2 separate regions of the Mus musculus genome follow, and region 2 is linked to region 1. Evidence: chromatin loops called from intact Hi-C (ENCODE). Cell type or tissue: heart. All regions are shown on one strand. Links, peaks and the distances in the headings refer to the core of each region. The heading gives the core; the rest is flanking DNA.

Region 1 (8,347 bases), core at 147-8,146:
TATAATTAAAGAATGCAAATAATAATTTAAAGGTTAAAGCATTTCCTTAATATAAATTTATCCTCATTCCTCATAAAACTGAATATGAAATTACTATGGCCCTTTCTGATCCGCACCTCCACCTGCACCCATGGCAGATTGGCATGTTTGCTTCCCAACCCTACAATCCTGTCTATCTCCAGGAGGTCTGCTTTCTAGGGACAAAGGTGAGACCCTTACCCTAATATACATGACAACTGGAACCCACACAGAACCCAAAAGTGGTGGGATCTATCCCCCTCTGCTGGATCCCCTTCACCCTTCCAGTCTGCACCTCCACCTGTACCCTTAACAGATTAGCATAACTGCTCAATGACCCCACAGCTCTGCCTGTAATTCCATGTGAACTGCTCTAACCAGGGCCAGAGGCAGCCTGCTCTAACCAGACAGAGACAGAGGAGGTCTGTTCTAACCCAACTCACACAGCCCTACTTGCCTTTGAGGAGGGTAGCTGTGATGCGTGTGCGAAGGTCAGAGGACAAACCTTGCAGGAGTTGGTTTTCATTTAGGCTCTGAGGATTGAATCAGGTCTCTAGGCTTGGTGACAAGAACCTTTATCCACTGAGCCACCTCCTTAATCCCTAAAGACCCTCTGCTCAGTGCATTGTGTATGTTTTGTATCTGCCATATTTAGAACTTTCATAGCTGTAGTTGGGAAGCTGGGCTCTTCTTTGTAAGATGAGAAACCGAGGTATTTTCAAAGATTTACTGAAGATTACTCTTTACTTCTTGAACATAGAGAAAAGCACTGCTCTGCAGTTGTAGGCAGGCTTCCTTCTGAGTAGTAATATTTACATTTTCAAGACTTTGTCATTTCTATTCTGAGGAATACAACTTGAAACTGAATTTTTACTTTTTCTGATTAAGCCTTCTGTCTTCACATCCAGATTAGGAAACCATTCTTTGTAGCTGAAGATTATAACATGGAGCTGACTAATGTTTAAAAATAATAAAGGCGCGATTAGGAAATCATCAGACACAGAAAATGTATGGGGTTTTCCCCAATATGCATCATGTTGACTTAATTGATGCTCAGAGTTCAAGAAGTTGGGGTGTGAGGTCACTTCATGAAGTAATGGTTTATTAAGGATTTGCCTGCAAGAATATACATGGTTGAAAGTTATACAAAGGACTCTGGAATTTTTTTTCTTTTTTTAAAGACTGTGATGGCATCTGGCTTTAATGCACAAAGATGCTAGAGTTAGTCATCTGTATGGGTGGTTTATCATGATGGAAGAACTGATATGGCAATACAGGAAGTGGATGTGTAAACAGGTTTTATTGCCCTACATTTCCTTGCGTGCTCAAGAAAGTACCATTTGTCTTTCTCTTGCCCAGTGTGTACTCCCTACCGTGGTTTTGAATGAAAACTTTTTGGTTTACACAATATTCTGATGGAGAAAGGAAGGCCCAGATGGTATTTTTATAGGGCAAGCCCTTGGGAAATAATATGTTAAAAAATACTATGAGCTCTCTGGTGATGTAGCTCAGTCGGAGGCTGCTTGCCTAGCATGCACAAAGACCTTAATTTGATTCCCAGGGCAGCATGGAGCCCATATAATAGGATATATTTGTTTTTGTTTTTTTTTTAAATTTTAATTGGATATTTTATTTATTTATATTTCAAATGTTATTCTCTTTCCCAATCCCCCTCCCCAAGAAACCACCTATCCCATTCCCCTCTTCCTGTTTCTATGAGGGTGTGTTTCCACCCATCCACCCACTCCCACCTTCCCATCCTGAAATTCCCCTAAACTGGAGCATCAAGCCTTCACAGGCAGGACCAAGAGCCTCTTCTCTCATTGATGCCCAACAAGGCCATCCTCTAGGGAGGTAGAGGCAGAGGACCAGAAGTTCATGAGTTCATGGTCATCATTGACTATGGTAAGTTTTTTTTGTTTGTTTGTTTGTTTTTTATTAGATGTTTTCTTCATTTACATTTCAAATGCTATCCCGTTTCCTAGTTTCCTCTCTGAAAATCTCCTATACCTTTCCCCTGCCCTGCCCCCCAACCCACCCATTCCCACTTCCTGGCCCTGGCATTCCACTGTACTGGGGCATATAATCTTGACAAGATCAAGGGCCTCTCCTCCCACTGATGGCCGACTAGGCCATCCTCTGCTATATATGCAGTTAGAGACTCAAGCTCTGGGGGTACTGGTTAGTTCATATTGTTTCTCCTATAGGGTTTCAGACCCCTTCAACTCCTTGGGTACTTTCTCTAGCTCCTTCATTGGGGACCCTGTGTTCCACCCAATAGATAACTGTGAGCATCCACTTCTGTATTTATGGCAAGGTTTTTATGATAGCCTAGGCTACTTAAGACCCTGTCCCAAAGAAAGCAAAATACAAAATGCCAATTAAAAACAAACAAACAAACAAACCTAAGAGGTCTAAGAAAGGATCATTACAGTTTAGACTGGAGACCCCTCAGCTATAATGTAGCATTAAGTGAATCATTAAAGTATAAGAGAAAGAAACAAACTTTAGTGTGAAGGTATGCCCATAGGAATAGTTTTTCAAAACAAAATATAAAATAAAGAAGAGAAAACACTTGTCAAGTTTTGAATACAAAGAATACCTATGATTAACTAAAAAATTGATTCTCTTCCTCCCAAGTATTTACTTATGTGAGACTAGACCTTTCTGTACCAGACATACAACAATTGATTACAATGGATAGAATGAAGAAATAAATTGAATAATCCAGATATCTTCTGTGAAGCTATAAATCAAATTTGTACAATGTAAAATAGTCTCTCTTCTTACTAATCCTTTCTTACTTTAGGAGCCATTAAATAAACATAGTAATTTTCACATAGTGCTTATGTGAACACATACTGAATTTTTTTGTTTTAAATGAAATAGAATATATGTACTTTAAATTCTTTTTTTGTACTTTAAATTCTTAATACACTTTCTCATATATTAAATGCATGTGTTTGGTTTGTAGATGAAGAGCTGTAAAGGTATCTTATACAACACAAATCATTGTACAATTTGTTACTTGTGTTATTTTACATTGTTACAGATTGAGTTGAGAACAATGTGTAAGGCAAGGTCACATTCCCTTCACTGACTTACACTTCCAACCCCATGTCAGTAATCGTTTCTACAGCTTATCTTTTCTTTAAAAAAATCTTAGGCTAATGTACTAAGTAAGTAGGTTTTATTCTGGATCTCCACATGTCTGTATGTCTATATGTTATACTTTATTGTAATTTCTCACCTCAGTCCTCATTTCATATTCCATTTTCCATGCCCTTCTGTTCCTCTCTTCTGGGGACATATCTCCCTTCTCTCTTGTGATTCCTTCTATGCTCATTCATGATCCAAAACCACAAATGTATAAATAATCTCATGCACATAATTGAAATTAAGGTTTGCAGATGGGAGAAAGTAATTGTGTTTGTCTCTCAGAATCTGACTAATTCACTGGACATAATAATTCTAGGAATATCTATTTTCTGCAAATATCATGATTTTATTAATCTTCTTTATTTTTCTTTTTTCTTTTTTTAATTAGATATTTTCTTTATTTACATATCACATGCTATCCCAAAAGTTCTCTATACCCTCCACCCACCCTGCTCCCCTACACACCCACTCCCACTTCTTGGCCCTGGCGTTCCCCTGTACTGGGGCATATAAAGTGTGCAAGACCTAGGGGCCTCTCTTCCCAATGATGGCCCATTAGGCCATCTTTTGCTACATATGCAGCTAGAGACATGAGCTCTGGGGGTACTAGTTAGTTCATTTGTTGTTCCACCTATAGGATTGCAGAACCCTTCAGCTCCTTGGGTACTTTCTCTAGCTCCTCCATTAGGGGACTTGTGTTCCATCCATTAGCTGACTGTGAGCATCCACTTCTGTATTTGCCAGGCATAGCCTCACTTGAGACAGCTATATCAGGGTCCTTTCAGCAAAATATTGCTGACATATGCAATAGTGTCTGGGTTCAGTGCTGATTATGGGTTGAATCCCCAGGTGGAGTAATCTCTGGATGGTCCATCCTTTCGTCTTAGCTCCAAACTTTGTCTCTGAAACTCCGTCCATGGGTATTTTGTTCCCTATTCTAAGGAGGAATGAAGTACACACATGTTGGTCTTCCTTCTTGATTTTCTTGTGTTTTGCAAATTGTATCTTGGGTATTCTAAGTTTCTGGGTAATATCCACTTATCAGTGAGTGCATATCAAGTGACTTCTTTTGTGATTGAGTTACCTCACTCAGGATGATATCATCCAGATATATCCATTGGCCTACGAATTTCATAAATTCATTGTTTTTAATAGCTGAGTAGTACTCCATTGTGTAAATGTACCATATTTTCTGTATCCATTCCTCTATTGAGGGACATCTGGGTTCTTTCCAGCTTCTGGCTATTATAAATAAGGCTGCTATGAACATAGTGGAGCATGTGTCCTTATTACCAGTTGGAACATCTTCTGGGTATATGCCCAGGAGATATATTGCTGGATCTTCCAGTACTACTATGTCCAGTTTTCTGAGGAACCGCCTGACTGACTTCCAGAGTGGTTGTACAAGCTTGTAATCCCACCAACAATGGAGGAATGTTCGTCTTTCTCCACATCCTCACCAGCATCTGCTGTCACTTGAATTTTTTTTTTATGATGACCTGTCTTTTCTTTCTTTTTTTAAAAATTTTTTTATTAGGTATTTTCCTCATTTACATTTCCAATGCTATCCCAAAAGTCCCCCATACCTACCCCCCCCCCACTCCCCTACCCATCCACTCCCCCTTTTTGGCCCTGGCGTTCCCCTGTACTGGAGCATATAAAGTTTTCAAGTCCAATGGGCCTCTCTTTCCAGTGATGGCCAACTAGGCCATCTTTTGATACATATGCAGCTAAAGTCAAGAGCTCAGGGGTACTGGTTAGTTCATAATGTTGTTCCACCTATAGGGTTGCAGATCCCTTTAGCTCCTTGGGTATTTTCTCTAGCTCCTCCATTGGGGGCCCTGTGATCCATCCAATAGCTGACTGTGAGCATCCACTTCTGTGTTTGCTAGACCCCGGCATAGTCTCACAAGAGACAGCTATATCTGGGTCCTTTCGATAAAATCTTGCTAGTGTATGCAGTGGTGTCAGCGTTTGGAAGCTGATTATGGGATGGATCCCCGGATATGGCAGTCTCTACATGGTTCATCCTTTCGTCTCAGCTCCAAACTTTGTCTCTGTAACTCCTTCCATGGGTGTTTTCTTCCCAATTCTAAGAAGGGGCAAAGTGTCCACACTTTGGTCTTTGTTCTTCTTGAGTCTCATGTGTTTAGCAAATTGTATCTTTTATCTTGGGTGTAGTCTCCCCTCCCCCAGCCTGAAACCTGCTTGTTCAGGGGTGGAGTTTTTTGCTTAATCGTTTTGTCATGCCCACTGTTGGAACGTGTTGCTTTGTTGTTTGGAGCCATACTTGTGCTCACCCTGTTACTGGATTACGAGATTATTTGGCGGGAATTGGGTCCCCTTTCCCTGCTTTATAACTGCGTGTGGAACAGTAAAATTGAGCTTTGATCAGAATACCTGTCTTAGCTGCATTTCTTTCTCTCGCCGCCTAGCCCCTCTTCTCTTCCAGGTTTCCAAAATGCCTTTCCAGGCTAAAACCCAGGCTGTGATCTGCTGGCCGGACACAACATTTGGCAAACCAACGCGGGACTGAGAAATGGCAAAGGATTTTTGGAAGAGGCACTGCTGGTTTAGAGCTCCATGGAAGAAGAAAATAATTAAAGGATAAAGAAAATTCATACCGGAGAAGGTATGGGCTAAGCTGAAACAGCGTTAAACCCGAGCGCTGGTTCACTTAGGTTCAGCAGTGAAGCTTAAGAGGAGCTGGGAACTGTAACAGGCAGTAGGCCTTGGCTCTCCGAAGCTACATTTTTAGGCGTGAGAAAAGAAAGGGTTTATTAAAAGGAAATTAATAATCAGGCGGATTGCATCATGAGGGAGAAAATTGTCCCAACAAGCAAAGAGAAATTTCAGGAGTGCCATACTTTGTTCTCTCTGGGCCTTATAGCAAAAGCAGTACTGTGTCCCCTTTTGTGTCTTGTCTAATGTCTGGTGCACCAATCTGTTCTCGTGTTCAATTCATGTATGTTCGTGTCCAGTCTGTATAAATGAATGTTCTATGTTTTATGTTGGATAATAAAGATGGTATAAAAAACTTTATCTGCAAAGCCGAGAGCTGCCACGTGCTTCAGCCAAGAATCAGACACATGGCAGGAGGGCCCCTGCTAGAAAAACTGTTCGTTTTAGGAAAAAAGGGCGAGTGCACAGCCTCTTAGTTTCAGGGTAAAAAAGCTGATAAATGGTTTGTGACTAATGTGTTTGACAAATGGTAAAGTTCCTTTTATTCTATGATTGTAGCTACAAAAATTAATATTCTCTGATTGGTCTAAATGTAACTGCTTCATTTGGTTCCTTTTTTATTGGTAATGTGCTCTGAGTGTTTTCACATTCAGCTCATAAGTTGTTGGTTAAGATTAATAATTGTTACATTGCTACAAATGGTTAGTGTTAAATTTGATAACTCAAGTTTAGAGTCCTTCCAACACGTGGCATAAGGCAGGCCAAGAGGCTGGGTCTCTAAAGATATTTCTAGTTTAGATAATAATTAATGTGGTTCCTATCCTAAATAGTAAAATTTAAGATAAGATTTAAAGCAATGCCTCTTTATTAAAACATTAAAGCTTGCTTTAATAGGTATTCATAGGTATTAATTGATAGCCAAACTTTGTAATATGATAGTAATGCTTCTAATATTGATTTTAAAGATGATAAATTGTTTTAAACTTAGGTTTTGCTTTCCAAAAGTTATAGATATATTCTAATATTGCAACAAAAACTTAAAAATTATGGTTAAAATTGCCAGTGTTCCATTGACTGCAGTTTGCAGTTTGATTTCAAATTTAAGATCTTTAATTCACCCATATATTGTTAATTAAGATAATTATAAGAGTAATCATCTTTTAAAAGTGCTAATACAGCTTACTTCATACAAAACTGTGACAAAGTTATCTAGTTATGTTTGTCTTTGTAAATAGATTAGACTCTCAAACAATCAGTTTGGCTATAGTTGCCGCCTGACAAAAAACTACAGTATGGACAATGTTTTCACAACACTAAAGTTATAAAAAACATTTTAACTGTAAGTCATCTTAAGATAGAGTATCAAAAATTAGAGGCGTAGATTGTTATATTGTTCCTCTAAAATCGATCCTTATTACAAAAGGGCCAAGATGCTCAGATTAAAAATTATTTTACCTTTGAGTCAATACAGGGCTCAAGGGAGCCCCAGAGTGGCTTGTGGCCTTTTTGTGTTTTACAAACAGTGCCTGAGAAAGTTTTTCCCTATGCTCAAGAGAATTTCTTTTTAACAGTGTTACAGATCTATTCAGATGTTTAGAATAATGCTTAAATTCAAAGAGTTTTACTTCTAGTAAGCTGGTAATTACTAGAAAATTTTGCCTCTAGGTATGGCTAATGTAACTTTACATTATGTAAAAAAATTTTTATTGTTTCTGCTTCTATACAAGAAGCCAAGAGTTTTAATCTTTCAGTGTATATTGTTTCCCAAGTAGAAAGCATTTTTATTAACTAATGCTTCTCAAAAGAAGTTTACCTTAAATCCTTACTCTCACCCAAAGGATTCAAAGACAATATCCTTTTATTACTTAGGGTTTTAGTTTACTACAAAAGGTTTTACAAAAAAATTTTTAAAAAGCTTTTATAATCATTATTAATTATATTCATTGGTAATTAAATATTAGTTGTGCCCAAGACAATTCTTTGGCCAGAAAAACATAATTGTAAAGTCATTTTTCTCATCCTCCCAGCCAATCATTGGCCCACGTGGGCCCAACTAGCTGCTGTAGGGCAAAGTCTTAAAACACACAGTTTCCCCTGTTCCAGCACAAATAATCTAGTTGTGTGCTGTAAATGGTGTTTTAAAATGCTAAACAGATTGACTTCCAACCCAAAGTCATCAAAAAAGAAAAGGAGGGGCACTTCATTCTCATCAAAGGTAAAATCCTCCGAGAGGAACTCTCAATTCTGAATATCTATGCTCCAAATACAAGGGCAGCCACATTCATTAAAGAAACTTTAGTAAAGCTCAAAGCACACATTGCATCTCACACAATAATAGTGGGAGACTTCAACACACCACTTTCACCAATGGACAGATCATGGAAACAGAAACTAAACAGGGACACACTGAAACTAACAGAAGTGATGAAACAAATGGATCTGACAGATATCTACAGAACATTTAATCCTAAAACAAAAGGATATACCT
Region 2 (8,347 bases), core at 216-8,215, 810 kb after region 1:
CGTTCCCCAGCTGAAAAGTTCTGAATTCATACAGTTGAATCCTTCTTAACAGTCTGCTTTACGGGAACCTTTATTACCGCGACCCGCAGTTCTGGTTCTGGAATGAGGGATCTTCCTTGCGCCAGTCCCGAGTTTTTTCTCGTCCCGGAATTCGGCACCAATTGTTATTAGACGCGTTCTCACGACCGGCCAGGAAAGACACCACAGACCAGAATCTTCTGCGGCAAAGCTTTATTGCTTACATCTTCAGGAGCCAGAGTGCAAGAAGCAAGAGAGCAAGAAGCAAGAGAGAGAGAAAACGAAACCCCGTCCCTATTAAAGAGAATTCTCCTTCGCCTAGGACGTGTCACTCCCTGATTGGCTGCAGCCCATCGGCCGAGTTGACGTCACGGGGAAGGCAGAGCACATGGAGTGAAGAACCACCCTCGGCACATGCGCAGATTATTTGTTTACCACTTAGAACACAGCTGTCAGCGCCATCTTGTAACGGCGAATGTGGGCGCGGCTCCCAACATAGGATAGTAAAAACTATTCTCAGCAATAAAAGAACCTCTAGTGGAATCACCATGTCTGACCTAAAGCTGTACTACAGAGCAATCATGATAAAAACTGCATGGTACTGGTACATCGACAGACAGGTAGATAAATGGAATAGGATTGAAGACCCAGAAATGAACCTACACACTTATGGTCACTTGATCTTTGACAAGGGAGCTAAAACCATCCAGTGGAAAAAAAGACACCATTTTCAACAAATGGTGCCAGCACAGCTGGCAGTTATCATGTAGAAGAATTCGAATTGATCCATTCTTATCTCCTTGTACAAAGCTCAAGTCTAAGTGGATCAAAGACCTCCACTTAAAACTATATACACCGAAATGTGTAGAGGAGAAAATCAGGAAAAGCATCCAAGATATGGGCACAGGGGAGAAATTCCTGAACAGAACAGCAATGGCTTGTCTGTAAGATCAAGAATCAACAAATGGGACCTCATAAAATTGCAAAGCTTCTATAAGGCAAAAGATACTGTCAATAAGACAAAAGGGCCACCAAGAGATTTGGAAAGTATTTTTACCAATCCTAAATCTGATAGAGGACTAATATCCAATATATACAAAGAGCTCAGGAAGCTGGACTCCAGAAATTCAAATAATCCTATTAAAAAGTGGGGTACAGAGCTAAACAAAGTGTTCTCACCTGAGGAATACCGAATGGCTGAGAAGCACCTGAAAAAATGTTCAGCATCCTTAATCATCAGAGAAATGCAAATCAAAACAACCCTGAGATTCCACCTCACACCAGTCAGAATAGCTAAGATCAAAAATTCAGGTGACAGCAGATGCTGGCGAGGATGTAGAGAAAGAGGAACGCTCCTCCATTGCTGGTGGGATTGCAAGCTTGTACAACCACTCTGGAAATCACTCTTGTGGTCCCTTAGAAGAAAAAAAAAAGGAAGAGAGAGAGAGAGAGAGAGAGAGAGAGAGAAGGAAAGAAAGAAAGAAGGAAAGAAAGAAAGAAAGAAAGAAAGAAAGAAAGAAAGAAAGAAAGAAAGAAAGAAAGAAAGTTGGATGTAGTACTACCGGAAGATCTGGCAATACCTCTTCTGGGCATATACCCAGAAGATGTTCCAACTAGTAATAAGGACACATGCTCCACTATGTTTATAGAAGCCTTATTTATAATAGCCAGAAGCTGGAAAGAACCCAGATGTCCCTCAACAAAGGAATGGATACAGAAAATGTGGTACATTTACACAACGGAGTACTACTCTGCTATTAAAAACAATGAATTTATGAAATTCTTGGGCAAATGGATGTATGTGGATGATATCATCCTGAGTGACATAACCCAATCACAAAGGAAGTCACTTGATATGCACTCACTGATAAGTGGATATTAGCCCAGAAACTTAGAATACCCAAGATACAATTTGCAAAACACAAGAAAATCAAGAAGGAAGACCAACGTGTGGATACTTCATTCCTCCTTAGAACAGGGAACAAAATACCCATGGAAGGAGTTATAGAGACAAAGTTTGGAGCTAAGATGCAAAGATGGACCATCCAGAGACTATCCCACCTGGCGATCCATCCCATAATCAGCCACCAAATGCAGACACTATTGCATATGCCAGCAAGATTTTGCTGAAAAAGACCCTGATATAGCTGTCTCTTGTGAGGCTATACCATTGCCTGGCAAATATAGAAATGGATGCTCACAGTCATCTATTGGATGGAACACAAGGCCCACAATGGAGGAGCTAGAGAAAGTATCCAAGGAGCTGAAGGGTTTTGCAACCCTTTAGGTGGTACAACAATATGAACTAATCAGTACCCCCAGAGCTAGTGTCTCTACCTGCATATGTAGCAGAAGATGGCCTAGTCGGCCATCACTTAGAAGAGAGACTCCTTGATATTGCAAAATTTATATGCCCTAGTACAGGGGAATGCCAGGACCAAGAAATGGGAGTGTGTAGGTAGGGGAGCAGGGCCGGAGGATGGTTAAGGGAACTTTTGGGATAGCATTTGAAATGTAAATAGAGAAAATATCTAATAAAAAAGAATTAATATCTGAGTATTTTTTATATAAATATAACCTCATGTATTTAGTTTTTGAAATTTGAAATGTATATAAAGAAAATATCTAATTAAAATAAATAAATAAATAAAATTTTGCTTATTATAATATATTCAAAACCATATTCTTGTTATAATTATATTGGTACATTTGTATATCACAACTTTTTAAAATCTTGTATTAAACTGCTAGGTCAACTTTGGTTAATCTGACAATAAAATATTTACTCAGTCTGTAGCAAGCTATTCTGTAGAAGTAGTTATTAAACTACTACTTACTGCCTCATGTCACACAATACATAAACTAAATTAGTTTATGTTCCCATCTTGTGTTAGCTGTTAACACTGGTATCACAGAGTCACAAGTAATTCAAGCTTCCTTAAGTCCACACAGCTCTAGCATTCACGGTGTGTATAATACAAAAATTGCCCTTGGCTGGTGGTAATAATAAAGGAAGGTTACCTTTCAATGTATTTTGAGTGAAATTACTGAATAATTCTACTCACAAACAGTATATTAAACTCTTAAAATTGTTAGCAGAGGTCTTACTGATATTTAAACTGAGATTTTTTTTCTACAGTTGTTGAAAAGCTCAGCTGTTTGTATTTTCAAATAAGCACAATATAGAATAACATGGCTTCCATTATTTCCAGAACAATAGCACGTGGAGGGTATTTTTTCCCCTCTTGTTTTGTTTGTTTGTTTCTTTGACTGATTTTGCTACTTCATTATTTATCTGTTCACTGGCGATGTTATATAACATGAGTTCCTCCAGAAGAACCATGTATATGTATGTTTTGCACATTATTTTCCCTTGGACTCAGAACATTATAGGAGATTGAGGTATGTTTGGGCACTATATTTATGCTCAGAAAGATACCCTGATTGCTTGTGCCCTCATTCTAGCACAAAAAAAAATGTTACTGCTGGGGAACTAGGCTAATAGCTCAGATGTTAAGAGTAAACAATAAAATAATAATGAAGGATAAATATTTGTGTATACACACACACACGCACAGACACACAGACACACACACATTTGGAGGTTAGAGAAGGACAAAGTGAATACATACTCCAAATGTGTATATATATGCCCAAACACCTATATGCTCACATGCAATAATCAACTTCACATTCACACTCATATACAAAGAAATATATATATATGAATATATATATATTGAAAATTAAACAAATATTATGTTATAAGAAAGTATGGGTAAATAGCTCAATAGAAATGAATATTATATCTAGGAAATAGAACATACTAAAACATAACAATGGTTCTTTGATAAAGGAATACAGATTATTGGTTATATTGCCTTTATCATATTACCTACTTTGTGAAATTTACTTTATTTTCATTTCTATTTTCCTGTTGTTGAAAATAGATTTATTTATCATGTAATAGAGTTTCTGCTCCTTCTATTCCTTCCAGTTTGTCTTATCTTCCATTGTTTCAGGATTAACTATTTTCTTCACTAACTGAAAACAAATGCTTCCAAGGGACAGCAATTAAGATAAGATAGATAAGATAAGATGAGATGAGATGAGATGAGATGAGATGAGGTGAGGTGAGGTGAGGTGAGGCGAGTGGAGAAAAGAGGAGACAAGACAAGGCAAGGCAAGACAAGGCAAGGCAAAGTAAACAAACAAAGAAAAAATCCTAACACAGATGAATAGGAAAGAACAAATAGAAGTCAAAGAACCCAAGAAAAGGCATAAGAAACAAAGGGGAAACAGCTAATGTCCACATGCAAGCAAATACTTACTATATTTGTCTTTCTGGGTCTTTGTCATTCAACTTGTCATTTGTGTACAGGAAGACTACTGATTCTTGTGAATTAATTTTTTGGGGGGGGGGAGCTGATAATAAAATCTGGTTCCCTAATTGGTTCTTGATTTGGCCAATAAAGAAGGTGAGAGCTAATTGCTGGGAGAAGAGAAAAGGGTGGGATTTTTGAGTCCCAGGAGAGAGAAGAGATGCAGAGAAAAAGGAAATCACATTGGACCAAACTTTGGAAAGAGTAGGATGCAACAGTCATGTAAGGTCTTAGGACTACCAGAAACAGTGGCCTCCGCCACTGGCAGATGGCTTGAATTGGCTAGCTGATGAGGCTTGGGCCAGAAAGTCATCGCCTAGCATTTGTGCTATCTGGCAAGTTTTAAAATAATAAAGCAGTCTAATGTTTTTGTTCCACTGAGCTTAGGTGGTCAGGGGAAAGAGAGAAGACAGAGCAGTTGTTGGTGACTTGGAAATGGGCAGATGGGGTTGAAGCTAATCTCAGAGCTCAACTGGGAGAGGTCAGAGTGCTGGCTGAGCTCCTGGGATAGGCACCAGCTGGCAATTGGATGAGCTAAGTCAGAGCAAGAGCTGTCAGGAATGTGATCTCAGAAGTGAGATCTCGGAGCAAAGCCCAGAGCACGGCCCTGGGCAAAAGAGCAATCCTGTTTTTAAAAGTACATGCAAGAAATTTTGCATCTAGCTACTTCAATGCATGTGTTTAACAGTAGTATGAGTTTCCTGGTGGAATTTCTAGGGTCATTTATGCATATAATCTGAAAATTAAGATACTTTGAACTCTTCCTTTCCAATTTTTATCTCCTTGATCTTCTTAAATTGTCATATTAATCTTGCAAATACTTGAAGTACTATACTGAATAGGTATAGAAAGAATGAACAACCCTGTCTTGTTCCTGATGTTAACAAAATTGCTTTGAGTTTTTATCCATTTAATTTGATGTTGGCTAAGGGCTTTCTGGAAATTGTCTTATTATGTTGGAGTATGCCCTTTGAATCACTAATCTCTTCAGGGCTTTTATCATGAAGACAAGTTAGATGCTGTGATAAGCCATTTCTTCATCTAGCATCCTCTCTTCATTTAGCATCGTGTATGCTTCTTGTACTTTGATATGAGTCTCCCTCTTTAGATGAGGGAAATTTTCTTCTCTGATTTTTTAATAATATTTTCTGGATCATTGACCTAGGTTTTTTCCCTCTAGTCATGTTATCCTTAGATTTGATCTTGATTTTGTGGATGTTTTGTGTGATTTGTTTTTGTTTTGCTTTCCTTTGTTTTGTTTTGTTTTGTTCAGATTTAACATTGTCTCAGACCAAAGTATCTACATTTTCTATATTGTCTTCCACACCTGGTATTCTGTTCTCCCTTCCACCTCTCATATTCTGTTTATAATGCTTGCTTTCAGGTTCCTCTTTATATTCCTAATGTTTCTTCTTCTTCTTCTTCTTCTTCTTCTTCTTCTTCTTCTTCTTCTTCTTCTTCTTCTTCTTTTATTTCCAGACTTTCCTTAGTTTTGTTCTTTATTGATTATAGTTTCATGTTCAGACCTTAGATTATTTTATTCATTTCCTTCCACTGCTTGCTTATGTTGTCATAGATTTTTTCCAATGGATTCATTAATTTCCTCTTTAAGAAAATATATCCTTTTAAAAGGCTATTTTATGGTTTTTGTCATTTTCTTCAGCTGGTGCTATTCTCAGGGCTTATTCTGTCAGGGTTGGTCAAGTGTAGTGGAGACATGTTGTCTTGGGAGTCATTGATTCATATTTTCCTGTCATCTAGCCATATGTGTTTGGGAAGATTGCAATTCTAATGGCGAAAACGTGGTGTTTCTTTGTTGAATGGGAATTTTGTTCCTCCATTTCTACTGCCCTCTTGGTTCTTAGAACGATGGAGGACTCAGTTGTGTCTTGCCTGGTAGTGAATTTTTCTGGCATCCTCCTAGGTATGGCCACTGGGATTTCCTGGTAAAATGTGCTTTTAGATATTGAGAGCTGACAGTAAGGAAATAGGATGGTTTAGAATTGGGGGTTGGTGTGGGGCTGAAGGTGTCTACAGGAGAGTGTTCTACCAGAATGTGCTTAATCTCCTGGGAATGAAGTCAGAACAAGAAGAGGTTACAGCAGGTAGTGTGTTCCAGAGCTGGAGAAAAGACTGGGTAACTGGATTTGGAAGAGAAGTAGGTGAGTGAAGATCTGAAGCTTGCTTCATTCTCTGTAGGGAATACTTGCTGGATTTGGAGTCTAATATATCAGGATGAGTAGGAAGGGATTTGGAGAAGATCTGTGTGATCTTCTGGGGATGGGGGCAGAATGTAAAGGGAGGCCACAGAAGGTAGTCTGCTATAGAGTTATGGGCAAGACTAGAATATTGGATTTGGAGGAGAGGTGGAGAGCTACAGTTAGCGTACTTGCTTTCTTGGCCCCAGGAGCCTGAAGGTACCCAAGGAATGCAAGTTGGAATTCTGGGCTAGGATAAAGCCATGAGGTTAGGGGGGGCAGTTGTAGAGCAAGATTCATATCATCCTCTGGAGATGAAGCAGGTAGGAAGATGAGGCAACAGCACCTGTGCTCATAAAGAGTCTTGGATGAGACTGAGGATGGATCTGCAGGATTGTAGTGGTTTCAGTTAGCCTACTTGCTTCCCTGGGCTTAAGTGTGAAAGTTACTTCAAACAAATTATGCTGGGACATAGGCCATCATTTATATATAAATGCATGGATCTTGAAATATCTTTATGCTTTCTGCAAGAAGTAACTAAGTAGGGAGCAAAGAGTTGGATGTAAACTTCAAACAACAAAGCTTAGAGAAGACACAGCACAGGAAAGTCTCAGTGCTGATGGGATAGTTGAGGAGACTCTCACATTGCACTCAAGTCTGATGCTTGAAGGTGAATCATATAGAGTGGACTTAAGCTAAAATTTCCTTTCAACCAAAATAATATACAAAGACAAACCAGAGGCATGGAAAAATATAAGCACAACATATGAAAATATTTATATCTGAGATACCTGACAAACATGCAAAATGGATAAAAGGAGAAAAAAGCTTAATTCATAAAAAAGGCAAAGAGGATCTGAACAGGCACATTACCAAAATTATAACTGAAAGAGCATGAAGAAAGACAATGAGCTCATTTATGATCCTACCTTTGCAAGTTAAACAATGATACCACAGCAATACTACAAAATTATCAGGATGACGAACACCAAAAGTAAAACAAACAAACAAACAAAAACACAAAAACAACAAAACAAAACAAAACAAAACAAAACATCCATCAACATGCCCCCCGCCCCCCCCAAAAAAAAACTGGAAAAAATATCACTTTTAGGTAAGTTTTGAAATAATTGTAACACTCATGTGTTGCTGGCCTTTAAAAAAAAAAGTAGCAGACATCTTGGAAGGTAGTTGGTCACATTTTTAAATCTAAATGTATTTCAACACACCATTTAGCTTGTATTTATTTATTTAATTGATACTGACATGTATTTCAATACAAAGTTTACATGCTGAAATTTTTTACAATTTCATCGATATTTATTCAAATGACTAAAAGGTATCTTGGTAAGAGAATGAATGGACTGCGTGTGCTAGATTCATGGACTTGAATGTTGTTTAACTCTGGATGAAAACGATGTAAAGAAAATTTAAATGCACATTGCTGAGTGAGAGAAGCCAGTCTGAACCGGTTATCAGCCATATCACTCCAAATATCTGGTCTTCTGTAAAAACAAACAAACAAACAAACAAAAACACTGCAAAGACCTAATTTTGCTAGGATTTTATGGATTAAAGGAAGGGACTGTAGATGTAAACACAAAGAAAAGCGAAACTATCTGGAAGGCTGATCACATGACTTATGCATTTATCAAAAATCCAAAGAACTATGTAGAACTAAGTGAACATTAAACTATTGCCTTTAATCAACAATGTATTACTACTGAGTAATTAATTATAGTTAATGAA

The links. Hi-C counts contacts between places; a loop is a spot of excess contacts. Peaks named below come from ENCODE experiments on the same cell type or tissue, not always from the same donor. Only the 100,000 strongest peaks of a DNase experiment are listed, where the experiment ranks them.
Region 2: a loop joins it to region 1, with 7 times the contacts of the local background. A loop is called at or near these places in 2 of 42 quality-filtered maps.

Annotation. Positions count from the first base shown.
Region 1 is chr1:150,190,663-150,199,009 of GRCm38, reverse strand. No RefSeq gene overlaps it. Among named protein-coding and RNA genes, the nearest start is that of Ptgs2os2, 30 kb to the right of the region's middle. In heart, for the core only: no CTCF peak of the experiment used is centred there; no DNase peak of the experiment used is centred there.
Region 2 is chr1:149,385,456-149,393,802 of GRCm38, reverse strand. No RefSeq gene overlaps it. Among named protein-coding and RNA genes, the nearest start is that of Gm29398, 60 kb to the left of the region's middle. In heart, for the core only: no CTCF peak of the experiment used is centred there; a DNase peak (open chromatin) is centred at 4,912.